2 separate regions of the Homo sapiens genome follow, and region 1 is linked to region 2. A link is an interaction called in ENCODE POLR2A ChIA-PET data of the cell type or tissue named here. Cell type or tissue: OCI-LY7. All regions are shown on one strand. Each heading gives the region's core, and the rest is flanking DNA. Links, peaks and the distances in the headings are about the cores only. Region 1 has its middle 11 kb from the start of SLC16A5. Region 2 has its middle 9.5 kb from the start of USH1G.

Region 1 (4,383 bases), core at 311-4,310, 160 kb before region 2:
CTAGGCTCAAGTGATCCTCTTGCTTCAGCTTCCCAAAATGCTGAGATTAGAGGCATGCGCCACCACGCCTGCCCGCCCTGTGATGTTTTCCCCCATGAAGCACAGGCTGAAACCTGGGTCACTAATTTCTCCAGGAACAGGCCAGGCAGAGACCAGACACCCTGACATTCGGTTTGCTAACCTGCCTCCTTGAAAGCACAGGCCTGCTTGCCATCTGGCTCGTGGAAATACTGAAAAGAGTTTCAGGACCCTCAGGACCACCATTGCGGACCTATGGGGGCCCAGGACTCCCCCAAATAAGGAACAGCTGTTTGAGAGCAAGTATCATCCCCGGGACATTTGGATGTGTGCCTGAGGGTGTCACGCACCATCCTGCCACCAAGTGTCTTTCAGAGCGGGGAGGACTTGGCGAGGAAGCCCCTGTCCTTGCCAGCCCCGTGATGTGGGAAGACTCTGAGATGTATGCGGCTGCTGCTACCCACTTGGGTCATGCACTCACCTTTTCAGCATTTCCTGACCTGAGCGCTCCTCTGCAGAAGCCTGTGGCCACTGGTGCCAGGAGGAAGACTGTGGGGTGGGGAGGCAAGATGTGGATTTTGGGTAAAAGGTCTTTTAATAAGGGGCAAAGAATTCGAGCTCATTCCTTACTTCACAGGGGCAGCAGCCTGTGGGGAATGAGTCACTGGGCTCAGAGCTGAGCGAAGGCTCCAGGGAGAAAGGCTACCACGAGGCTGTAGCCAGGGCTTCCTCAGAGGAGCCCCCCCGCCCCCACCAACCTTCAGAGAACACTCTGCTCCCCCTGTGCCCTCCTGGCTCCAAAATGACCACCTTGAAGGAAAAACCGGGTCACTAATTTTTCCCGGAACAGGCCAGGTGGAGACGGAATTCAGGAACACCCCTGGGGCACCGCGTGGGCTGGTTCTGGAATTCGTTGCCCTTGGGATTTTTTTCTTCAGTGATTTGTATCAGTTCCTCTTCAGAGCCAATCATTAACCTCGCTGAGAACCCTTGCTTGAGAAGCCACAGGAACAAGTGGCTGGTTGAGGCTGGAAATGTGGAGGTGGCTCCATGGTGCACCCAAATCTTCCGCTTCCCCAGACAGAGGAGCTGAGTTCTCAGTCATGGCCTGGCCAGGGTCCCCTGGCAGGGTCTCGGCCTGGATTCAGCCTCTGGTCGCATGGCAGAGGCCTGGATATGGACGTAGCCCCTCTGCTGTGAGCAGTGCTACCTTCTGGGAGCTGAGTGGGTTGGTGATGGCTGGGGATGGGGGAGCAGCTTTCAGCAGCACTCAGCAGGGTGGAGGGGGTTTAAGGTTTACTCACCCGCGATAGTGTCACACCCCCTCTGGGCTGTAAAACACCAGCTGAGTGAGCAGCTCTGCTCTGGGCAGCAGCCCCACCCCTGCCTGGGCTTGGGTCCCCAGCCCAACATTTTTGGATCTGAGGTAGGCCTGGGCTCCTCCAGTTTAACCTCTCAGGCGACAATGAAGCCACTCAGACAGCCCACCCGTACCCCAATCCAGCTGGCGCCACCTCTCAGTCTGACCACCTGGCCCAAACCTTGCCCCCTCTCAGACGACAAGGCCTTTGGCACAGGCCCCAGTGCCAAGCGGCCAAGACCAGCCTGGAGAACCAAGGCCAGAGGACGCTGCTGGGATGGGGTTTGGGAGTGGGCTGTGCACCGCAGTCAGGAATCCCCCACCCACAAGGCCACGGGACTGTCCCCAGTGCCTGGGGGAACTCTAGCCGGATTAGAGCCCTCCTGTGGCTGTGGCGAGAAAGGGTCGCCTGCGTTTTGGGAGGTGGGATGGCGCAGGGCCGGGAACCGTCCTGGCGCGCCAGCCAGCGCTTAGATAAGTCCAGGTTTATTTATGGGGTGCTGTCACGGGCGGCGCGGGCTCCGGGCGCCGCTTGAGCGTGGCCGAGGCGCCGCTGCTGACCATGACCGCGGGGTAGAGCGGCTCGAGGAAGGCTGCCAGGAAGCGGTAGAAGAGGCTGGCGCCACCCGCCAGGCCGTAGAAGGACAAGCCGCCGGCGTCGCAGTCGAGCGCCACGCCCAGCGTGCGGTGGTAGGCGCCGTGCAGCACGGTCTGCGCGTTGTCGTCCCACTCCAGGCACCACGAGAAGGGGTTGCGGCCCAGCAGGTAGACCACGCTGCGGCTCGGGCGGCCGCCGAGCGGGGAGCTGCGGGGGTAGGTGACGCCCAGGCACACCCACGAGTTGGACACCTCCACCTCCCGTCCTAGTGGCGGCCCTCGGACAGGCCGCGCGAGCACAGCATCTGCGGTCACTGCTTGAAGCCCGGGAAGGGGCCGCCCCCTGTCAGGGGCTCCAGGAGGATCCCCAGGTTCAGCACCCAGCGGGTCTCCTAGAGCTGGAACAGCTCGTCGCCGGCGGTGGCGGGGTCAAAGTTCAGGTTGCAGTAACCTGGCGGGTGGAGGTGGGGAAGCAGGGTCAGCAGCCTCCAGGGCAGGACGCTGGCTTGCAAGGCATTTGCATACAAGTCAGGGGATGCTTCCACCCACGCTCCTGTCCCCAAACTCAGCCCGCTGCTCAGACACAGCCTGGAGGGTGAGTGGGTGCTGCCCCAGGTCGCCCTCCTCCCCCGCCATCAGACCCTAACATCGTCTCCCTTTGTATTTGTTCAGGCACACAAGACTGAGTGGGGGCCCAGCGAGGTGGCTCACGCCTGTAATCCCAGCACTTTGGGAGGCCAAGGCGGACGGATCACTTGAGGTCATGAATTCAAGACCAGCCTGACCAACATGGTGAAACTCCATCTCTAATAAAAATACAAAAAAATTGGCAAGACATGGTGGCAGGCACCTGTAGTCCCAGCTACTCGGGAGGCTGAGGCAGGAGAATCACTTGTACCCAGGAGGGGGAGGTTGCAGTGAGCCGAGATGGCGCCATTCCACTCCAGCCTGGGAGACAGAGCGAGAGTCTGTCTCAAAAAAAAAAAAAAAAAAAAAAGGCCAGGCGCGGTGGCTCACGCCTGTAATCCTGTAATCCCAGAACTTTGAGAGCTGGTTAAAGAAGCTGAGGCCCATGTCCAGCAGCCGCATCCAGAGCTCAGCCAGGGTCTCTGGCAGCTGGGGGAAGCTCTGCGTTTCCTCACAGTTGATGCCCATCAGGGGTTCCATGCAGGCTGAGAACTGCTTCAGTCGGAGGAACCCCTGGATGCAGGGAGGGGCCAGAGGTACCACCTGTTAGCCAGGACCTAGGCCGATGCCACAGGCCCAGAGGCCTCCAGAACCATGGGCCGGTGGAGCAGAAGCTTCCCCTTTCCAAACCTGGGCATCTCCTTTCCCTCCTCCTAGCTATTTGGACATCAGAGGTCAGGGCTTTGCCAAGGGCTTGGCCACTGTGGCCTAGTGTGCATTAGGCAAAGGGGATTTTCAGAAAATGATGGGAGGATTTTTGTTGTGCCTTGAACTGCTTAGTAAAAGCCATTGCCAAATGCTTCCCATTGTGCACAGGGGACAAAGTGAGCAGTTGCCCTAGATGTCTGCCCAGGGTGTGATGGCAGCTTAAAGGAAGCTGGAGTTCCCAAGCACAGGGTTTGGGCAACTCCAGGCACCGTCCAGAAAAGGCTGCTGCTTGGCCCCACCCGCTACTTACAGCAGCATCAGTCCAGGCTTCAGGGCCAGGCCAGGATTGGGGAAGGAAAAGGGATTTCACGATTCTTTTTTTTTTTCTTTTTTTGAGACAGAGTCTTAGTTTGTTGCCCAGGCTGGAGTGCAATGGTGCAGTCTTGGGTCACTGCAACCTCCACCTCCTGGGCTGGAAAAGGGATTTCAATCCAGGCTATACAGATTGTTCTGGTCTCACTCTCAGCCATGATCCAGGGAAGTCTGGAGAAACTTAGGCTGTGCTAGATGCCTGGAATCCCATGTGTTCCAGGAAAACCAAGGCAGGAAAGTTAGGGTAAGGCTGAGCTCTGAAGTGGAGAAAGCCAAGGGTGTTCGTGCAAGCTCAAGACAGAAGACCTGGAATGGGGAGGCTCCCTGAGGCAGGGGAATGGACACAGTGATGCACCCTAAAGGCTGATCTGTGTGTGTGTGTGTGTGTGTGTGTGTGTGTGTGTGTGTTTTTGAGACGGAGTTTCGCTCTTGTTGCCTAGGCTGGAGTGCAGTGGCGCAATCTCCGGCTCACCGCAACCTCCGCCTCCTGGGTTCAAGCAATTCTCCTGCCTCAGCCTCCTGAGCAGTCAGGATTACAGGCATGTGCCACCACACCCAGCTAATTTTTGTATTTTTAGTAGAGACGGGGTTTCTCCATGTTTGGTCAGGGTGGTCTCGAACTGCCAACCTCGGGTGATCTGTCCGCCTCGGCCTCCCAAAGTGCTGGGATTACAGGCGTGAGCCACCGCACCCGGCTGTGT
Region 2 (4,363 bases), core at 1-4,000:
TACCTGCTCTCCTAGCTCAGCCCAGAATTAGGAGCTGGTGGAGAGGCAGGGCTGAGAACTAGGGCAGGAGAGTCCCCCTGAGCAAGGAGGATGGCTGAGCCTCCAGGCTTGTTGCCAGGGCCTGCAGCTACGGAGGGCAGGAGGATGCATGTTCTCTCTTCCCACCAGTGCCTACCTGGGTTTTTCCAGAGATGGGCAGAAACATACTCCAGGAGGCTGCTGCCTGTCACCTGGGCTCTGGGCCTCTGGAGGGGTCTCCATGAGGGCCCTCCAGAGGCCCAGAGGGGTCTCCATGTCCCTCATCACCGCAGGCAGCTCGTGGGCAGCCTGATTTGAAGCCCTGCTTTCTCCCAGGGGTGAGTCTCCTCCATAAGCTGGTGCCTAGTGGGCTCTGTTTTCTCAGTCAGGTCTGAGGAAGGGCCCTGGAGTCATCTTGCTCCATTGCCTAAGCTGCTGGGCCAGTTTCTTCTGCCAAAGGGAGTTCAAGACAGTTCCCTTCCCTCAGCATCAATCAGAAAGGTCCCCAGGATGTTGGTGCAGGAAGGTTGCCTAGCAACCATCCAGGGGTTCCAAGCCACCTCCCTCCACTTTACAGATGGAAAAACTGAGGCCCACAGAGGGGAAGAGTCAGACCCAGAACGCGGGTCTCTGGCTGCTGCCATGCTCTCCTCACACTCAGGCTGCCAAGGGCGCTAACACAACAGGATTCCACCAGCCATGCCCTGGGGGCGCACCTCCCTGCGGCTTCTTTGGCCATCCTGGTCACTGCACCCACCTCAGGAAAGACTCACTGGTCCTTGCCGCGATGGTCCAGAAGAGGACACGGGTGAGGAATGACAAGACAGAGAGCCGAGGGGCACTTTGGCATCCCAGCAGAGATGAACCAGAGGCAGCAGGATGAGGGGCTCCATGGGTCAGTGTGGCTCCAGGGCAGAAGCCTGGGGTGCCAGGAGCAGGAGCTGCTCCAGGGAGCCTGTGGGGATGTTCAACACAAGCAAAGAGGAGAAAATATTACATGGTAGGGGCTCAACTTTCATGACTCATTTCCCTAAAGATTTAGATCAAGAATAGGGACATTTACGAGGTCAGGAGATCGAAACCATCCTGGCTAACATGGTGAAACTCTGTCTCTACTAAAAATACAAAAAATTAGCCTGACGTGGTGGTGGGCGCCTGTAGTCCCAGCTACTTGGGAGGCTGAGGCAGGAGAATGGTGTGAACCCGGGAGGCAGAGCTTGCAGTGAGCCGAGATTGCGCCACTGCACTCCAGCCTGGGCGACAGAGCGAGACTCCGTCTCAAAAAAAAAAAAAAAAAAAAAAAGGGACGTTTTAGCACTTTGGGAGGTAGAGGTGAGTGGATTGTTTGAACCCAGAAGTTCCAGACCAGCCTGGGCAACGTGGCAAGACCCTATCTCTACAAAACATTTAAAAATTAACCTGGTTGGTGGTGTGCACTTGTGGTCCCAGTGTATGCGAAATTGGTGGGTTCTTGGTCTCACTGACTTAAAGAACGAAGCTGCAGACCCTCACGGTAAGTGTTACAATTCTTAAAGGCAGCATGTCCGGAGTTTGTTCCTTCTGATGTTCGGATGTGTTTGGAGTTTCTTCCTTCTGGTGGGTTCGTGGTCTCGCTGGCTTCAGGAGTGAAGCTGCAGACCTTCGCGGTGAGTGTTACAGCTCTTAAGGTGGTGCATCTGGAGTTGTTTTTTCCTCCCGTCCAGAGTCGTTCATTCCTCCCGGTGGGTTCATGGTCTCGCTGGCCTCAGGAGTGAAGCTGCAGACCTTCGCAGTGAGTGTTACAGCTCATAAAGGCGGTGCAGACCCAAAGAGTGAGAAGCAGCAAGATTTATTGCAAATAGTGAAAGAACAAAGCTTCCACAGTGTGGAAGGGGACCCCAGCGGGTTACCAGTGCTGCTTGGACAGCCTGCTTTTATTCCTTTATCTGGCCCCACCCACATCCTGCTGATTGGTCCATTTCACAGAGAGCTGATTGGGCTGTTTTACAGAGGGCTGATTGGTCTGTTTTGACAGGGTGCTGATTGGTGTGTTTACAATCCCTGAGCTAGACACAGAAGTTCTCCAACTCCCCACTAGATTAGCTAGACGAAAAGCACTGATTGGTGTATTTACAAACCTTGAGCTAGACACAGAGTGCTGGTTGGTGTATTTACAATCCCTTAGCTAGACATAAAGCTTCTCCAAGTCCCCTCCAGATTAGCCAGATACAGAGTGCTGATTGGTGCATTCACAAACCTTGAGTTAGACACAGAGTGCTGATTGGTGCATTTACAAACCTTGAGCTAGACACAGAGTGCTGATTGGTGTATCTACAATCCCTTAGCTAGACGTAAAGTTTCTCCAAGTCCGCACACATTTATTCTTTTTCCCCTTTCCCAGTTCTAAGGCTCAGGTAAGTGCCACTAGTTCTGCTAACTGGGCCCTGGTCCCTGGGGGAAGAGGCTTACTTTCAAGTATGGTTACCTCACTATGGCGTAACCTGCCCTTCATATCCCATTCTCCACAAATGAACTTCCATTGGTATATAGGTTAAGGTCAGGATTAGCTAAGGGGACTTCTAAGGGATCATCTCGGGTGGCATAAGTCTGGACCATAAAAGTCATGCTCGATTGGTTCCCCATCCTCTGGGAGAAAAGTGGCAGGGTTGAGGGCCACGCATGTGCATATTTGAAGCACCAGTCCCTCAAGGAGTAGCTCCTGGTATCTAAGTAGGCAGTTGTCTGATAGCCATAAACTTCCTTTGGCACATAGTATGCCATTTACATCATGAGTAGTCCATACAGTGAGATCTTTTCCTTGTATTATTTTGATGGCCTCTGACACTAAGATGGCCACTGCTGCAACTACCGTTAAACAGTGAGGCCAGCCTTTTGCTACTACATCAATTTCCTTACTTAGGTATGCCACTGGTTGTGGGGTTGTCCCACGAGTCTGAGTAAGGACTCCAAGAGCTATCCCTGCTCTGTGACGTATAAAGAGAAATTTTGTCCTGTTGGAAGGCTTAAAGCTGGAGCTTGTGCTAGGGCCTGCTTTAAGGTTTTGAAGGATGTTTCTGCCTCTGGTTCCCATTCTACTAGATGAGTATTTGCCTTCTGGGTTTCCTTGATTAGAGTATAGAGGGACCTGGCTATCTTGCTGTATCTGGGGATCCATAGTCAGCAAAAGCCGGTAATTCCAAGGAACTCCCTTAATTGTTTTAATGTCTTAGGGTGAAGATAAGCCAGTATAGGCTGTATTGGTTCCTTGCTGAGGGCCCTGGTGCCTCTGGCTAAGATTAGGCCTAGATATTTGACCTGCTGTAGGCAAGGCTGGGCCTTCGACCTAGACACCTTGTACCCTTGATTAGCTAGAAAGTTCAAGAGATCTAGAGTAGCCTGCTGGCATGAGGCTTCCGAACTGGTAGCCAAAAGTAAATCATCCACATATTGAAGGACCAGAGTGCCTGGACTTGAGAGATGGCCTAGATCTTGGGCCAGTGCCTGACCAAGCAGATGAGGGCTATCCCTAAACCCATGGGGCAATACCGTCCATGTAAGTTGGGATGTGTGGTCTGTGGGATCCTCAAAGGCAAAGAGAAACTGGGAGTCAGAGTGCAGGGGAATACAGAAGAAGGCATCCTTGAGGTCCAGAACCATGAACCATTCTGCTTCCTCTGGTATTTGAGAGAGCAGGGTATAGGGGTTGGGTACAACTGGATATAGAGGAATTACTGCCTCATTGATGGGTCTAAGATCTTGCACTAGTCTCCACTGACCTTTCAGTTTTTGTACTCCTAGAATTGGGGTGTTGCAGGGACTGCTGCATTTCCTTACTAAGCCTTGAGCCTTTAAACGTTTAACAATATTCTGTAATCCTTTATGGGCTTCAGGCCTTAAGGGATATTGTCTTTGATAAGGAAAAGTGGTGGGATCTTTTAACCTGATTTGGACTGGGCAGGCATTTTTTTGCCCTTCCAAGTTGTCCTTCCAGTGCCCAGACTTCAGGGTTGATTCCCTCCTCAAGTAGGGGACAACAAATGGGTAACTTGTTCCCCATATTCATGTAGATAATAGCTCCAGCCTTGGACAATATATCCCTCCCTAATAAGGGTGTGGGACTTTCAGGCATAACAAGAAAGGCATGTGAAAAGAGCAAAGTCTCCCAATTACGACTGAGGAGGTGGGAGAACTACCTGGTTACAGGCTGTCCCAGGATTCCTCAGATGGTAATGGACCTTGAGGACAGTCATCCAGGACAGGAGATTAACGATTAACACTGAGAAGGCCACGCCAGTGTCCAGGAGGAAGTCAATTTCCTGGCCCTCAATGGTTAAACGTACCCGGGGCTCAGTGAGGGTGATGACAT

What was found. ChIA-PET counts read pairs that join two places held together with the same protein. Peaks named below come from ENCODE experiments on the same cell type or tissue, not always from the same donor. Only the 100,000 strongest peaks of a DNase experiment are listed, where the experiment ranks them.
Region 1: POLR2A ChIA-PET joins it to region 2 with 5 read pairs; 1 of 35 experiments calls an interaction of 5 or more read pairs at or near these places.

What each region holds. Positions count from the first base shown.
Region 1 is chr17:75,075,237-75,079,619 of GRCh38, reverse strand. It overlaps the pseudogene TRIM80P. Among named protein-coding and RNA genes, the nearest start is that of SLC16A5, 11 kb to the left of the region's middle. RefSeq lists enhancers at 1-1,187, 1,045-1,274. In OCI-LY7, for the core only: CTCF peaks have their summits at 1,571 and 1,772 (motif pointing left); DNase peaks (open chromatin) are centred at 1,769 and 2,019; H3K4me3 peaks cover 467 bases.
Region 2 is chr17:74,911,560-74,915,922 of GRCh38, reverse strand. No RefSeq gene overlaps it. Among named protein-coding and RNA genes, the nearest start is that of USH1G, 9.5 kb to the left of the region's middle. In OCI-LY7, for the core only: no CTCF peak of the experiment used is centred there; a DNase peak (open chromatin) is centred at 2,022.